2 separate regions of the Homo sapiens genome follow, and region 2 is linked to region 1. Evidence: read pairs that join two places in POLR2A ChIA-PET (ENCODE). Cell type or tissue: PC-9. All regions are shown on one strand. Each heading gives the region's core, and the rest is flanking DNA. Links, peaks and the distances in the headings are about the cores only. Region 1 overlaps SMOX (spermine oxidase). Region 2 overlaps SPEF1 (sperm flagellar 1).

Region 1 (2,899 bases), core at 84-2,583:
CAGATGACTGCAGCGCTGGCTGACACTGTGACTGCAACCTCACTAGAGACCCCGAGCCAGAACCACCCAACTAAACTGCTACCAAATTCCCAACCTACAGAAACTGTGAGCATAATAAATGCTGACTGCCATTTTAAGCTACCAGTTTTGGAGTCATTGGTTAGCCAACAATAGGTAACTAAGAGTCAGCATCTCTCTCTCCCCAGAGACTCCCCAGAGTGGAAGTCCCCAGGTAAACACTCCCCCAACCAACCCCTCTCAGGGCCTCAGACCCCGCTGTTCTGAAATGCAGAGCTAGGATGAAGTGGGCAGGGAGCCTGGCCCAGGCCCTACAGCTTATAAGGCCCAAGAGACAGGAACTTCTCCCAACCAGTACATTAGACTCACCTGGAGATTTTTACAAATAACCCCTACCTATACCAGGTCATCTAAATTAGACTCTCTGGGGTGGGGCCCAACCATGTATTTTTTTTTTTTTTTAGGGACCTACATGATGCCAATGTACAGCCAAGGCTCAGGTTCCAGTTGCAGCCTCCTGGCCAGCCCACAGCCACTGAGGTCTGACAGTGCCGGAGAGGAAGAGGCAGAGACAGCCACAAGGCCAGGCAGTGCCCAAGCTCCCTCCACCCTGGGCTTAGGCTTGGGTCTCCCTCCACCCCGCTGCTGCCCAGCTCCCAAAGCCCTCTGCTCTCCAGGCATACAAAGCACCTCAGGCCACACAGATGTCCTTGCCCAACCTTGCTCACACACCGACACACACAGCCGCATCCTCCCCGTCTTTCTCTCTGCATCTCAACACCCTCTGCAGGTCCAACCTCTGCGCTGGGACTGCTCCCTTGGAGGACAGGAGCCAGGAAGCAGGAATGGGGTCTAGCTCTGAGTGATCTTGGAAAGACCGTTTCCTCATCCGCAAAATGGGAATGACCATCACATCTGTTCTGCTCTCTGCTGGGTCCAAGCCTCCTCATCAGAAGTCCTTAGAGAGACCTATATTTGTATGTTTTGTCTCCCCCAAGATGCACCCTTGCCTGGCCCTGCATCAGCCCCTGGAGATTCCGCAGCAATGGATTCAAGAGACAGGGCCCCCTGCCCTGAGGCTCACAGCCAGTGAACTCAAAGGTACAGAAATAAGGATCATGAAGAATTCAAGAGACAATGGGAAGGAAGACCTAATGGAGGGTGGAAGAGGGGGTGGAAATTCCCAGGAGAGAGAAGTGAGCTCCACGCAGGGAAACTGCACGTGCAGAGGCTCAGAGGCACTGCTAACAGTATCATCTCTCAACGTGTGATTCCAACACTGTCCCTTTTCTCTCTCTCCGGGAACTCACCTGGACTGGCTTGGAATCCCCTGGTCCCACACTATGCACTCTCCTGAGCTTCCTCCCATGACTGTGGCAGCCGCCTCACCCCGCCCTGGGAGTTGGGAGTCGGGAGTGGGGAGTGGGGAAGCCTTCCAGCGTCAGGTGGGGAGAACACACCTCCCGCCTCCGCTCAGGGCCTGCCCCAGCCCCACCCGGGCCGCCCTGCGCTTCCTGGGCAAGTCAGCCATGCAGGTTGGCTCCCCGAGGCACCCTGGGGAAGGGCAGGAGGCACACCTGCCAGGAGGCACACGACCTGCCGCCCAAGGCACCAGGAAGGGGGCGGGGCAGGCACAGGCGCTGGAGACACACAGGCCCTGCCACCCGGTGGCTGCCGCCGTGAGTGGGAGTCTGGATGGGCACCGGGCAGGCGGGGGGCACGTTCCCGGCCTAGGGTGGGACCAGTGCTAAGGAGACTGGAGAAAAGCACAGACAGGGTTTGTGAGTGAGCCCTAAGGCAGGGACGGGAGTAGCAGGGGACAGATTTTTCGTTCATTCAAAAAGGTTTCTGGAGGGCTACCTGTGCCAGGCACTGTCCGAGGCACTGGGGATACTGCAACACCCAGACGCCTCCCCTTAAGGATCTGTCAGGTCAGGGAAAAGCAGGGCGGGGAGACAGGAAACTAACTGCTTGCACAGGGGCGTCAGGGAAGGCCTCCTGCCAAGGCAACTCTGCGGCAGAGGAGGTGCAGTGCTGTGTCAACCTCCTGGGGACTTGCTGAATGGCAGGATGTGGGGTGAGGGCAAGGGCCACATCAGCATGACCTGGGTGACCAGGCATGACACCGCTGGGACAAACCCAGACCAGTTCTAACTGTGTCAACTGGTCATCATCTTTGCCCTTCACAACAAGCTGATGGGGTCAGAAAAATGACAGAAGCCAAATACCTCAGTGCAGGACTGCAGAGGGGAGGTCAGCCCAGGGGTCTGATTATTAAGCCCAGTTCTCTCCTCCGGGCTATCAGCAGGGTTGGGAGAGCTTCTCCAAGCCGCCTGCCATCACAGGGCCAGGCACACCCCCAAACACAGCCCCCTGCATGAGGCATCACCTGCAGGCACGGCCCTGACGTGAGTCAGTGTCCCCAGCACCACCCAGCACAGAGATCCACCCATTCTGCAGCCTGGGCACTTGACACCTGGGAGGTGTGAGCTGGCAGCTGAGGGGGTGGCTTCCCGGTGGGGCTTCTCCCCTATCCCTGCCAGGAGCCGCAGCCTCACAATTCTGGGGTGAAGGAGAACAGCTCAGTCAGCACTTTCCGCTGACTCTTTCAAAACCACTTACAAGAACTGAGGCCTGTGAGCTCAGCCGGGCGCAGTTCCCCCTCAGCGGCCCCTCGTGACTCTGCACAAAGCCCAACTGTGCTTCAGCTCCAGCCCCGGGGAGGGGGTGGGGTCTCCGGCAAGCCCATCCTGCCTCCTGAGCCACAGGGTCCCACTCTGCCCAGCCTGGGACCTGTGCTTTCTGCCCACAAAGAGACACGACAGCCCCAGTGTCAGAGCTGTCTGAGCCGTGCTGGATCCAGGCAGCCTTCCTCCCTGAA
Region 2 (2,890 bases), core at 1-2,500, 390 kb after region 1:
GGTCAGGAGAATGGACCGCTTTCCAGAGCCCAGAAGCCACGTGCAGAGACCTAGCCTGTCCCCCAAAGCAGTGTCCAACACCTTGGGCCCGGCCTTGCATCTCCCGGCGCTGGGCCTTGGGGGGCGGTCCCTTGGCTCTGTCCACACCCCCAGAATCAGGTCCCCGCCCAGCTCCGAGGACGGCGGCGTCTCCATCCAGGCTAGTTCCCCATGCCCTCAGCCATGGGGGAATCTGTCCCGGGCCGCTGAGGGGCTCCCCTGCCCCTCCTGGGAGCTTACCTGGGACCCACCTCGGCGACGGAGACCGCAGCAGCTGGAGAGGAAGGGGTGAGGCGTGGGATCGCCAGGAGTAGGGAGGACATCGACGATGTGCCCGTAGCAGTCGCCCCTCCCTCCTCGCGCACGGGGTACTGAGGCGGAAGGTTTGAAGGTTACGGCTCAGGGCTGCCCCATTAAAGTCAGTGTTGTGTTCTATTTCCTGTGCCTGCCTTCTCTTTTTGCATCTGAGGGGAGCCAGTTTCTTCTTCACTTGTCCTCCATCTCCCCACCCCCGCCTTGAGTGAAAGAGCTTTCTGGACCCAGAGTGGATCTCATCTTGTGGGTGGCTGGGTCCTGTGCGGCCACAGCTTGGTAGGTTGATGATATCACCAGGGGTCAGGTTTTGCACAGGATGACAGCCTAACTTCTAACCCTGGCCTTAGATTGACCCCCAAACCCACCCTCACAGTGTTCTCCAACCTTGTCCAAACCCAACCCCAAACCAGACTTCAAATTGTTCCCAAATGTGGCCACACACTCACCCTCAACCCTACGTAAGGACTGACCCCTAACTCGGCCCTCTGTACGACTCCAACCCTGCCCACAGACAATCCCAACTTCCATGGATTGAGGCCAGGCTTTACTCCCAACCCTGGCCAACACACTACAGCCATGGCATGACCCTAACTTTAATGGTTTTCTGACTACCAGTAATGTGGAACATTTGTAAATCCTGAGATCCAGCTGGGCATGGTGGCTCAGGCCTGTAATCCCACCACTTTGGGAGGCCAAGGCAGGTGGGTCACTTGAGGCCAGGAGTTCAAGACCAGCCTGGCCAATGGTGAAAACCCATCTCTATTAAAAATACGAACAATTAGCCAGGCGTGGTGGCGGGCACCTGTAGTCCCAGCTACTTGGGAAGCTGAGGCAGGAGAATTGCTTGAAGCTGGGGGGCAGAGGTTGCAGTGAGCCAAGATCGCACCACTGCACTCCAGCCTAGGCAACAGAAGGACACTCTGTCTCAAAACAAAACAAACATCCTGAGATCTAACAATTCCATTCCTAGGCATATACCCAGCACATACCCAAGGGAAACCTAGGCTCTTGTGTTCTGTGTTCTGGGAGACATGTTACAACAACGTTCATAGCAACACTCTTTTTGTTTGGTTTTGTTTTTTTTAAAATGGAGTCTTGCTCTGTCGTCCAGGCTGGAGTGCAATTGCACGATCTCGGCTCACTGCAACCTCCACCTCCTGAGTTCAAGCGATTCTCCTGCCTGAGCCTCTCAAGTATGTGAGATTACAGGTGCATGCCACCACATCTGGCTAATTTTTTATATTTTTGGTAGAGACAGGTTTCACCATGTTGGCTAGGCTGGCCTCGAACTCCTGACCTCAAGTGATCCACCTGCCTTGGCCTCCAAAAGTGCTGGGATTACAGGCGTGAGCCACCATGCCTGGCCCACAGAAACACTCTTTGTAATAGCAAAAGAAATGAAAAGAACCTGTATACATTATCTCTTACTGTGTAGCAAATTATCACCAATGTAGCAGCTTAGAACAACAAATACTTATTATTATATCTCACATTTTCTGTGGGTCAAGAGTCCAGGCCAGGCTTGGCTGGGTCCTCCACTTCAATGTTTCCTACAAGGCTGCAAGCAAAGGGCCAATAGAACTGCAGTCTCATCTGAAGGCACAACTGAGGAAGGATCCAGGCTTCCAGGCTTACTTGGTTGCTGACTGAATTTACTTCCTAGTGGGCTGTCAAACTGAAAGCTTCAGTGTTTTACTCATTGTTGGCCAATAGCCACTCTCATTTCCTTGACACATAGCCATCTCCAGTATGGTAGCTTACTTCATCAAAGACAGGAAAGGAGAGAGTTGATAGAGTCTATTACCAACAAGGGAGTTACAGGCCTGGTGCTGTGGCAGAGGTGCACTTCTCAGAGACAGACTTAGCTATATCTGGATACCAGGAGCAGAAGCCTCAAAGAGGAAGAACCATCAGGACCTGGCCCAGCCTTTGCCATGTAGGAGGCCAATAGGTGAGGTCGTGATACCAGCCATCAAACCTGTCTTCTGGGCCCACAGTGCTACTGCTAAGGCAGAACTGTTAGCCTGCCCTGTCTCCTGGTCCTCGGGCCACTCCATCAGCCATTCCTACTATCTTTACATATAGCAGCCTACAGGTGAGGTTACATGGATAAAAGTTTCAGGGAATAGAACTCCGGGGGCCTATTGCAGACTATGGAGAGATCGTGGTGCTATAGCAAGGGTCAGTGTGTGTGAAGGGCTAACGGTTAGTTTGGGGCAAGTGGAGGGTCAGGTGGAGCCAGTGTTAAACTAAGACCAGGTGGAGTGCATGGATGGGGCTCAGAACAAGGTCAGGAGTAGTTGGCAATTTTTATTTCATTTATTATTGAATATTTTAAATATTACTGAATTGGACTAAATATAATCCTTGGTTCATGACACTCTCTCCCCATTTGTCCATAATCAACTCACTTATGAACACCTATAAATCCACCACCTGCCCCAAGAATGGAATTATTACAAATAACTTTCACCGGCCATGTGCTTCTTGCATCTCTCCCCCTTGCTTCCACTCAGAGATAACCACCATCCTAGAT

Evidence for each region. ChIA-PET counts read pairs that join two places held together with the same protein. Peaks named below come from ENCODE experiments on the same cell type or tissue, not always from the same donor. Only the 100,000 strongest peaks of a DNase experiment are listed, where the experiment ranks them.
Region 2: POLR2A ChIA-PET joins it to region 1 with 7 read pairs; 2 of 35 experiments call an interaction of 5 or more read pairs at or near these places.

The regions. Positions count from the first base shown.
Region 1 is chr20:4,160,782-4,163,680 of GRCh38, reverse strand. All of the region lies in intron 1 of SMOX (spermine oxidase), which reads right to left. It overlaps LOC124904861 (a long non-coding RNA gene), which reads left to right. Exons shown (of 2, transcript XR_007067504.1): 2 at 483-2,899. Among named protein-coding and RNA genes, the nearest start is that of SMOX, 13 kb to the right of the region's middle. RefSeq lists an enhancer at 1,984-2,899. In PC-9, for the core only: no CTCF peak of the experiment used is centred there; DNase peaks (open chromatin) are centred at 1,580, 2,070 and 2,460; H3K4me3 peaks cover 1,492 bases; H3K27ac peaks cover 1,796 bases.
Region 2 is chr20:3,775,088-3,777,977 of GRCh38, reverse strand. It overlaps SPEF1 (sperm flagellar 1), which reads left to right. Exons shown (of 7, transcript NM_015417.5): 7 at 1-474. Among named protein-coding and RNA genes, the nearest start is that of SPEF1, 4.9 kb to the left of the region's middle. In PC-9, for the core only: no CTCF peak of the experiment used is centred there; no DNase peak of the experiment used is centred there.